Linked DNA regions of Homo sapiens: region 1 is linked to region 2. A link is an interaction called in ENCODE POLR2A ChIA-PET data of the cell type or tissue named here. Cell type or tissue: B cell. All regions are shown on one strand. Links, peaks and the distances in the headings refer to the core of each region. The heading gives the core; the rest is flanking DNA.

Region 1 (5,391 bases), core at 333-5,332, 58 kb after region 2:
CAAAAAAAATCAATGTTTTTATCAGTGGAGCAGTAAGTAATTGATATATGGCAAATGATATAAAATCTGTTGTGCTTTCAATAAAACCATAATGATGTAATTATATTATGCACTAGACATAGCCAAAGTTTCTCTTATTTTTAATTATTGTGATAGAAATTTACTCTTGTGTAAATTGCTGTATACCTGTGTCACTGATGAGGAAATTCTAATTATCTTGAATAGTTTTAAAAATGGGAATGTTTCTGGGAGAAAGGAATTCCCCAAAAGAGAAAAAATAAATTGCTCTTTTGGCAGTTGGATTAGTGGTGAAAGAGTGTTATAACCCAAAAAATTCATAAAGGTACCAGCTATTGTCAGCATTTGGTAGTAAAGAGAATGTCTTATAAACCTATTGATATGATGAAGTGCCATTAATTTAGTAAATATATAAAATCTAGGCTCTTATGTATTCTATAATTTATGAATATAGAGAAAGTTCACAATATGCTGCAGCTGTTTTTCATTGTTCAAATAATTGCTATTTTTGAGAATTAGACATTTAATAAAAATGCCAGGTGTTCCTTGTCCTCATTCTTCCATATTTGTCTTATATATGTTTAGCAAAATAATTGAGTTAAATATGAGCTTTTATGCTTAAGCGATGGCTGTGTTTTCGCTCTTAATAAAATTGCACCATAAAATTTGATTTTTAGTGCCAAAATTATAAAAAGGGGTTGGGCTTGTTTCCTCAACCTGAACAACTTCTTACCTTCAAGATGGATGATTCAAAGAGGAATAATAGGGAATTTCTTAGTATGAAGTTACTTGGTTGTTTTCTTAGGAAAACAAAAGGTAGAATTTAACAGCATGGGGCCTGATTTAAATAGAAAATAAATGTACAGATATAATCAACTCTGCTGTCATGGGGATTTCAAGTTATAAATGCAATAAGTAACATCCCCTGACTTATTCTATGTACTTTTGCCCTAATCTACTACCTATTAGTCTGAAACTTGAGTTTTTAAATTTAATCTCTATGTAAAAGAGGAATAAATTGAATGCATAATTAAAATATATGTTGTCAATTATCACACCTTTTTGCCTAGACTATAAGCTTCATTTTTCCTGTTATATCCACTAAATTAATTTATGCTTGTTTTTCCATTAAAACAAGTTACTTTGGCTGGGTGCAGTGACTCCCGCCTGTAATCCTAGCACTTTGGGAGGCTGAGGTGGGCAGATCATGAGGTCAGGAGTTCGAGACCAGCCTGTCCAACATGGTGAAAACCTGTCTCTACTAAAAATACAAAAATTAGCCGGGCATGGTGGCCGGCACCTGTAGTCCCAGTTGCTTGGGAGGCTGAGGCAGGAGAATTGCTTGAAACCAGAAGGCAGAGGTTGCTGTGAACCGAGATCGCGTCACTGCACTCCTGCCTGGGCGAAAGAGTGAAACTCTGTCTCAAAAATAAATAAATAAATAAATAAATAAATAAATAAATAAATAAATAAATAACAAAAATTAGCCAGGCATGGTGGCGTGCACCTGTAATCCCAGCTACTCAGGAGGCTGAGGCAGGAGAACTGCTTAAACCTGGAAGGCAGAGGTTGCAGTGAGCTGAGATTGCACCATTGCACTCCAGCCTGGGTGACAGAGCAAGACTCCATCTCAAAAAGAAAATAAAAAGAAAAAAACAAGTTACTTTAAAATGTCTTATAAAATCTGTTTCTTATAGTAAAACTATTTGTAGCTAATGAAAATGAAGTTTTGATACATTTAACAGTATTACCACTAAGAATGCCATCCTTTCAAGTACTCTACCACTGGTCAAATTTCAGAACCTCAGTTTAAAATTTTTGGGGAGGCCAGATATGGTGGCTCATGCCTGTAATCCCAGCACTTTGGGAGGCTGAGGCAGGTGGATTACTTGAGGTCAGGAGTTCAAGACCAGCCTGGCCAACATGGTGAAACCCAGTCTCTACTAAAAATAGAAAAATTAGCCAGGCATGGTGGCGGGTGCCTGTAATCTCAGCTACTGGGGAGGCTGAGGCAGGAGAATAGCATGTATGCTGGTAGAGGTTGCAGTGAGCCAAAATCAAGCCACTGCACTCCAGCCTAGGCAACTAAGAGCGAGACTCCATCTCAAAAAGTATGTTTAGGGAAACAGTTGGGCATGGTGGCTCACACTTGTAATCCCAGCACTTTGGGAGGTCGAGACGGGTGGATCACTTCAGGTCAGGAGTTCAAGACCAGTCTGGCCAACATGGTGAAACCTCGTCTCTACTAAAAATACAGAAATTAGCCAGTCATGGTGGCAAGTGCCTGTAATCCCAGCTACTTGGGAGGCTGAGGTGAGAGAATAGTTTGAACCTGGGAGGTGGAGGCTGCAGTGAGCCGAGATCCCACCACTGCACTCCAGCCTGGGCAACAGCACGAGACTCCATCTCAAAAAAATAAATAAAGTGTTTAGGGAAACAATATCTGAATTAAAATTCAGTACACCTCAGTTTTAAATTATTACTTTTAGTTTTTATATCCTTAGTTCAGCTGTTTCTTTATGCCTCTAGTATTTGGTGCCCTGTAGTCGGAACTTAAAACTGGCAATCTGTCCTCCAAATCCTTAACAAGACAAAATAAGTAAAGTACACTAAATTTTTCTAAGTCAATTTTATTTTAAATTGAACTTTATTAATTTTATTTTGACCCTAGAATATTAGAATTAGAATCATAGTAAACAAATGTTTTCCTTTACGTTATAAATTACATTTATGTTAATTAACATAAAATAAGTTTCTCATCAGAGGGCAGGTTTCAACTTAGTACAGTAAGTCCTCACTTAAAGTAATGAATAGATTCTTGGAAACTGCAGCTTTAAGCTAAATGACATAGAATAAAACCAGTTTCACCATAGGCTAATTGATATAAACAAGAGTTAAGTTCCTATAGCCTATTTCTGGTCACAAAGAACATCACCTTCTAAATAAAGATCCAACACATTTCTGGTATTAAACATTGTGAAATAAATGTGAGTTAAACATACATTTAAGAAAGTTTAATAGAAACAAGATCATCATTTACCCAATTTTTGATGAGTCAGCGATGATGGTCATAGTGGTGGTGAGTTAAAATAAGGAATAAATGTTTGTAAAGCAGAAATTGTAAGGAGCACCTTCTACTACCATGTTGTTCAAAAACAAGCAATAACAAATATGGCATGCTTGCTGAGCACTTTCATACTACATCATTTGTTGTTGTGCATTTGTATGATGATTGTATATTTGACAAGTTTTTATTTTGCAGTAATTTACATTCATTCATTTTCCAACCCACTTACTCCACTTTGGGGTTGCAGGTGGCTGGAGCCTATCCTAGAAGCTCAGGATGCGAGGTGGGAACCAACCCTGGATAGGATGCCATTCTATCACAGGGTGTCCTCCTACCCCGACACTCAGCCATACTGAGACAATTTAGATGTGCTAACTAACATAACATGCACATCTTTGGGATGTGGGAGAAAACCCATGCAGACATGGGGAGAACGTGGAAACTCCACACACTGTGGCCCCAGACAGAAATCTCTATATTTTTCCTCTTCAGTATTAAAAATGAAACAATGTTGAATGAAACATCATTTGAAGATCTGTTTATAACTTTGTTCTCTGGCCCTAGATCTACTGTCTAAAAATTGTTTTTATGTCTTTTCTCTAAGCTGTACATTCTGAGGTCCTTCCACTGTTGCCATATAGCATTAATTTCTAGACCATATTTTTTCTAGACCATATTAATTTCTAGACCAATATTTTCTGGATACCCTACTTTGGATCTGTTACATTTTGTTAGTATTCCTTTTTAAATAATTGTATTTAGAATTAATTGCAATATACTTAATGTAGTATAGGTACAAAACACACTGCATCTATGAATAAAGTTCTATAGTGCAGTCTGATTGCACTAGCTTTTTTTTTCATCAATACTATCGGGTCATGTTGAGCTGCAGTTCACTGAAACACTTAAGTGTGTTAGAATTTCAAATCCTGTAAATTTAGATTCAGTAGGCATTTGTTGAACACCTGTTCACTACTAGATGTGCTTGTATAAATTTCTGCTGTTTATTTTACTGATAGTAAGTTTAAAATGTAGAAATTGACCAGTAGATTTATTGTACTGAGGATGATTCTGTAGTTTAGGAGACATGACTAGAATTTCAATGAGAACAGATTGTAAGGACAGAAATAAATAAATAAAAAGAATTTCTAAATGATTTTGTTAAATGCAATAACAACTTTATGTAAACTACAGATGAACTGATAATAGAGCACATGTAAGAAAATGTCTAAAAAATGTTATTGGAAATAAAATTAGAGCTGTAAATCATTAACAAGGAAAAAACATTAACTTATATACAATTTATTTTTTCCATATTTCTTAAAATATATTAAATTCTAACATAGAAAACCAACTTAAGAGATTTAAAGATTCCCATCTACTCAGATTTATTATATTCAAGTTGAATTATTAAGCAAGACATTTAATTTACTTATTTTGTCTCACCTTTCAATATAACTACTTTTTTTTTGTTGGAAGATTATAAGAATGGAGAGTTCTGGTATATCAAAGGCCCACAGCCCAGAATATAAACCACCAGACTTGGAACTATGGTTGTTGTGTAAAGGATAAGGACTGAATGATTCTGTCTTCAGAATATTTTTGTATTTTTTTTTTTAGAAGCTCTTTTCTTTGGCTCTACATCTAGCCATTAGGGCTCTTTCTGTATCTGGTTAGGCAAAGTGGCTTTTCTTTCAGCCAGCAAACGTAAAAGCAGAGATTTAAGGGATGGAGTCATGATGATATTTCCAGTGGACTAAGATAAAGGATTGAAGAAATGGCATGGTCTATACTAGTAAAGATTTCCTCACAGCTAGTCCATTTTGAATGGAGAGATAAGTATGGAATAGGGAACCAGTTATCTGCCCAACACAGTACCTAATAATGAGAATAATTTTCTGTATTCAAAGGTTCTTAGTGGTTGTTAATGTCTTAAAAGAGACCATTTAACTGGAATGGAAGTGTTTTCTTTGGAGAAAAGCAGGAAACATTGGATAGATCTTAATTATACAGACCTTGATACTTAGGCAGAAAGTAGAGATTCTACTTAGGAAACTAGAAATTACTTTTTTTTTTTTTTTTTTTGAAACAAGGTTTTGCTCTGTCACCTGGGCTGGAGTGGAGTTCAGTGCAGTGGCATGATTATGGCTCAGTGCTGCATCAAACTCCTGGGCTCAAGTGATTCCTCCCACTTCAGCTCCTGAGTAGCTGGTATTACAGATGCCCAGCTGATTTTTAAATTTTTTGTGTGGGGGTGGCTAAATGATGAGAGCACATGGACACATAGAGGGGAACAACGCACACTG
Region 2 (5,391 bases), core at 186-5,185:
CTTTGCCTCTTCCATTTCCTTCCTTCCAACAGGTTAACCCGTTACAGTTAACCTGACTAGGGATTTATTGGAAGCAGTGACTTAAGTACAGAAACCACCCCAAAATTTAGTGGCTTAAAACAACATTACCTTGCCTAGTAGAGAAAACTTGTTTCTAATCCACTGGATGACAGCTGGGGCAGCTCAAAGGCTGGAGCTGGCATCATCTGAAGGCTTGTCCACTTGCTTGTCTAGTGGTTAATACTGACTGATGGCTGGGGCTATCAGCCAGAACACCTACACATGGCCTCTCCATGTGGTCTGGCTGCCTCACAACAGGGTGGCTAGTTCCACAGGTCCTAAGACTGAGAGCCAGATGGAAACTGTATCACAGAGTCTCACTCTGTCACCCAGGCTGGAGTGCAGTGGCGCGATCTCAGTTCACTGCAACCTATGCCTCCTAGGTTCAAGTGATTCTCCTGCCTCAGCATCCTGAGCAGCTGGGACTACAAGCACGTGCCACCACGCCTGGCTGATTTTTGTATTTTTAATAGAGAGGGGGTTTCACCGTGTTAGCCAGGATGGTCTCGATCTCCTGACCTTGTGATCCGCCCGCCTCGGCCTCCCAAAGTGTTTGGATTACAGGCGTGAGCCATCACACCTGGTAAAACTGTATCATTTTTTATAACCTAGTCTTAGAAGCCATGCAGCATCATATCCATCACTTCCGTTTGTTAAAAGCAAATTACTAAGGCCATATGTGTTCTGGGGAGGGGAATTAGACTCCACCTTTTAATGGTAGGAGTGTCAATTTGCAACATGTTTAAAATCACCACATGTAACTTCTGATAAATAGATTTATAAACAGTACATTTGTACATTAGAAAAGTTTAAACATAAGAAACCTAATAAATACCCTCTTTTTTATATTAGAATGAAATATAAAAACCCAAACATTTAAATGTTCCAGCAAAGCTAATCCTGAGCCAACTTGAGTAGGCAGTCTGTCTCATAATCTTCCTGCACCTTTCTTCTCCCTGTGTCCATTCCCTCCAGGTCAGGCCTCCTGTGCACACATACCCTTCTCTCCCAAACTAGGTAGGACATTCACAGTAGCTGTACCTCCACGGTGATGAAAACTTTTTTCTTTGCCCTCCATGAGTTATCCCAACTTTGGACCTCATAGGATCGCTGGCAATCAATGGCATAATGTCCTTCTCAAAATTAAAAAGCAAAATGCTATGGAGAATATTCCAGTAAGTAATTTTATAATAATAATTAAAACAAAATGACATTTCCCAAAAGGGACAATATGCTTTTAGATGTTACGATATTGACTTTATTGGGGCTTGTTTATTCATCAAAATCAGTAATTCTAAAGGAACAGTTGAGGCTTTTAAGTATTTTATAAGAGTATGCATGTTTCCTATGAAGGCGACGTAACACTTGATTATTACAATAAAAAAATGGATACTTCTCCCACCTTTATAATGCAGACTGATTTATTTTTATTTTAAACCAGCATATATAATTATTTGTTTGGTAGAGAGACTCAAGAGTTATCGCTCTAAAAAACTGAAAATACTACTTTTCATTGAATAATCAAGGTTAAATAATCTTTTCTTATAACCTAGTATCTTGTAAAATTCTCCCTAAGCTGATATTAACTTATACATCTTTGGTGTTTTTTGTTTTTTTTAAGAAATATTAAATGTGCTTCCTCTATGACTTAGAAATAGAAATAGTGCTTAGGCCATTTTAATAATTTGTACTTTCCTAAAGGCTAATCCCTCTAATTTTGGTAATTTTGCATATTTATATTTATGTTGAGTCAAAATCACACTGTAAGTTCATACTGTAGAATATGAGTTTTTAAATAAGTACGTCCAGATAAGGAGCAAATATATATTTATGAACCCTTTATTTTTTGGTGTATTACTTAATGATGTTTGAAGTAGCTTTTTTAAAAAATAAAATGAAGAAACTATACCTTTGTTTTTAAAGTTTCTCATACAGTAATGATTTAACAACAACAACAAAAAAAGGATGCAGCATTCAGGATAAACTGATAGACTTTGCTATCAGATCTAAACTGTACTTACTTCTCTGTGAGCTCATAGCTACCACGGAGGCAGCCCAAAGGAGCTTAAGTAAACACTAAAATTACATAATGCGGTTCTGAAGGAGCAACAACCCCAACCAAACTGTGCCATATAGTTTCACAGATGCTGTTTTTCTGTATGCCAGAATGCTCTCCTATCTATAGAATGACTTCACAGTAATGATAACGTGAAAGAAAATTGGAAGTGGGCCAGTCTGTCTCCAGACATTTTGAATGAAGGCAGGGTTGAGGAAATTATTTTAAAGTAATTATGCAGTGAGTTTTTTAAAACCTTATAAACTAAGCATTTAGTAGCACTTTGGAAAGTGTAGTGAAACTGGCACATGGAGAAATAAATTCAATACAGAAAATATGATACCAGGATCACATAGCTTAGGGTCTTAAAAAAAGAAAATATGATCTTGCTAGCTAATAGTAATAATGCGGCCGGGCGCGGTGGCTCACGCCTGTAATCCCAGCACTTTGGGAGGCCGAGGCGGGCGGATCACGAGGTCAGGAGATCGAGACCATCCTGGCTAACACGGTGAAACCCCGTCTCTACTAAAAATACAAAAAATTAGCCGGGCGAGGTGGCGGGCGCCTGTAGTCCCAGCTACTCGGGAGGCTGAGGCAGGAGAATGGCGTGAACCCCAGGGGGCGGAGCCTGCAGTGAGCCGAGATTGCGCCACTGCACTCCAGCCTGGGCGACAGCGAGACTCCGTCTCAAAAAAAAAAAAAAAAAAAAAAAAATAGTAATAATGCTCTGTCTACAAATACATTAAGAACTAAATGCAATCTTCTTAAGTAAAAAAACAAAGAATTACAAGTCCTTAAGGTAGTAAAGTTATTCCTATGAATATGTGAGTAAAAATTCAACTTTGCCTAATTAAATTACAGAAAGAGACCCCTCCCCCGTCAGATTGACAAAGATTGAAAATAAGTGCTGATAACCAGTGCCACTAAGAGTGCAATAAAACTTTCAGTCTTGTCTGGGCGAGGTGGCTCACGCCTGTAATCCCAGCACTTTGAGAGGCCGTGGCGGGCGGATCACGAGGACAGGAGTTTGAGACCAGCCTGGCCAACATGGTGAAACTCCATCTGTACTAAAAAAAATATAAAAATTAGCCGGGCAGGGTGGCCTGTGCCTGTAATCCCAGCTACTCGGGAGGCTGAGGCAGGAGAATCACTTGAACCCGGGAGGTGGAGGTTGCAGTGAGCCAAGATCGTGCCACTGCACTGCAGCCTGGGCAACAGAGCAACACTTGGTCTCAAAAGAAAAAAAAAAGAAAAAAAAAACTTTCAGTCTTATCTATTACCTTTCTGGGGTCTTAAAAATGTCCAATTCTTTGACACAGTAGTTGCACTAACAGGAACCAATTTGAAGGAGATAATCAGATATGAAATCACAGATTTATGCATATTCACTAGAGTATCTATACAGAGGAAACAATCTGAATATTCAGCAGTGGGAGAGTGGTTTAATAAACCATGGTGTATCAATCTAACAAAATATGTATCTATTAAAAATACTTAATGACACAAATATTAATGTTTAATATACACTAAGATTTTTAGTTTATAAAACTTTCTCATTTATTTAAAAATGCATAGGAAATGCATATATAATATATATGTAAAATGCATAGGAAAAGGGTGGAAAAAGTACACCAAAATGTACTCTGTGATTATGGTCATTTTTACCTTTGTATATTTTCTAAAATGAGCACATATTATTTTAACAATCAGGAAAAAAATCATTAAAGCTAAAAGATTTTCTTCTGAATATTTAAATCAAATGACATATTTACAACTTTACAGCACAAGGATAGTTAATAAAGTAACATAACTTATTAGTTACTTTTCATAAGTAACTTTTCATTTGGCATAGTTATAACAGTATCTGCCAGTGAATAATCTCTGCTTACTAAAATAATGTATAGGCAAATATAGAGTATTATGCAAGGGTATAATCTGAGGTTTCACATTTTGGTGGAAAAGTTGTTCGGGCAAATGTTGGTAGAATCTGTAAATTCATCTGTAAAGCTATTGTGCATTAGCTATTTTATAAATTTTACAATAGTATTTTTAAAATTTATTATTTTTAATTGTGGCAAAAGTTATAAATGGTAAATATAAATTTACCATCTTCACCATTTTTAAGGGTACAGTTCAGTAGTGTTAAGTATATTCACATTGTTGTGTATAATGCTATTTTATGGATAATGGCTATTGATTTTATAAAAATACATGCTCATTTATAAATAATTCAAACAATATAGAAAGTTACAGGAAAGTTTTTAAATCTCCTCAGATCCTAGATTTTACCATCAAAATAAATGAATATCAGTTTAGGATATATTTCTATGCATTTATACAGATAAGATCATTTTATTTAAGATGAGAACATCACAGTACTTTTTTTTTTTTTTTTTTTGAGACGAGTCTCGCTCTGTTGCCCAAGCTGGAGTGCAGTGGCGCAGTCTCGGCTCACTGCAAGCTCCCTGCTTCCCGGGTTCACACCATTCTCCTGCCTCAGTCTCCCAAGTAGCTGGGACTACAGGCGCCCGTCACCAAGCCCAGCTAATTTTTTTTTTTTTTGTATTTTTAGTAGAGACGGGGTTTCGCTGTGTTAGCCAGGATGGTCTCAATCTCCTGACCTCGTGATCTGCCCACCTCGGCCTCCCAAAGTGCTGGGATTACAGGCATGACCCACCGCGCCCAGCCGAGAACATCACAGTACTTTTAAATTGGAAAGTATTAAATTTAAAATTATTCTAATTTGGTGGAAGAGAAATGGAAGGAACTGCTGAATTTTTGAAAATGTTTCGTCATCACAAGAGAGCTTAGTTCCTAAAATACCCAAGATTTTAAAAATTAAGGCTTTAGAGACTTTTTAATCCGTATGTTTCAAATTCAGAAATGCCAGCAGACTCTGCTATGAAAAATATATATTTATTGGTTATGTTATTATTTTTACAAAGTCAAGTTTTAAGGTTTATTTGTTTTGTAACTTTCATTTCTTTAGTTATCTCATCTTGATCTGTACTTAAAAATCCAGAGCTTACAACATGCCTTGCTTCTCTATATCTTCCTTATTAATTTTGATTCATCACTTAGTCATCTGCTCTTTACTAAGAAGTTTTTTTTCCCCTACATGGACTCATAGATGCTATATTTGCCTTTTTCGTTAATTCGTGAACGGTACTTATTTAGATATAATAGTTTTGGGTCATGCTGGCTTTGCCTTAAAACTGTGCAGACATTTTTCCTTTGTTTTCTGGCTTCGAATATTGCTTAGAGGAAGTCTAAGG

The links. Peaks named below come from ENCODE experiments on the same cell type or tissue, not always from the same donor. Only the 100,000 strongest peaks of a DNase experiment are listed, where the experiment ranks them.
Region 1: POLR2A ChIA-PET joins it to region 2 with 7 read pairs; 17 of 35 experiments call an interaction of 5 or more read pairs at or near these places.

What each region holds. Positions count from the first base shown.
Region 1 is chr13:50,058,597-50,063,987 of GRCh38, reverse strand. The region is part of intron 5 of DLEU2 (deleted in lymphocytic leukemia 2); the gene reads left to right. Among named protein-coding and RNA genes, the nearest start is that of MIR15A, 12 kb to the right of the region's middle. In B cell, for the core only: no CTCF peak of the experiment used is centred there; no DNase peak of the experiment used is centred there.
Region 2 is chr13:50,116,584-50,121,974 of GRCh38, reverse strand. The region is part of intron 1 of DLEU2 (deleted in lymphocytic leukemia 2); the gene reads left to right. All of the region lies in intron 2 of DLEU1 (deleted in lymphocytic leukemia 1), which reads right to left. Among named protein-coding and RNA genes, the nearest start is that of DLEU2, 6.3 kb to the left of the region's middle. RefSeq lists an enhancer at 1-155. In B cell, for the core only: no CTCF peak of the experiment used is centred there; no DNase peak of the experiment used is centred there; H3K27ac peaks cover 1,254 bases.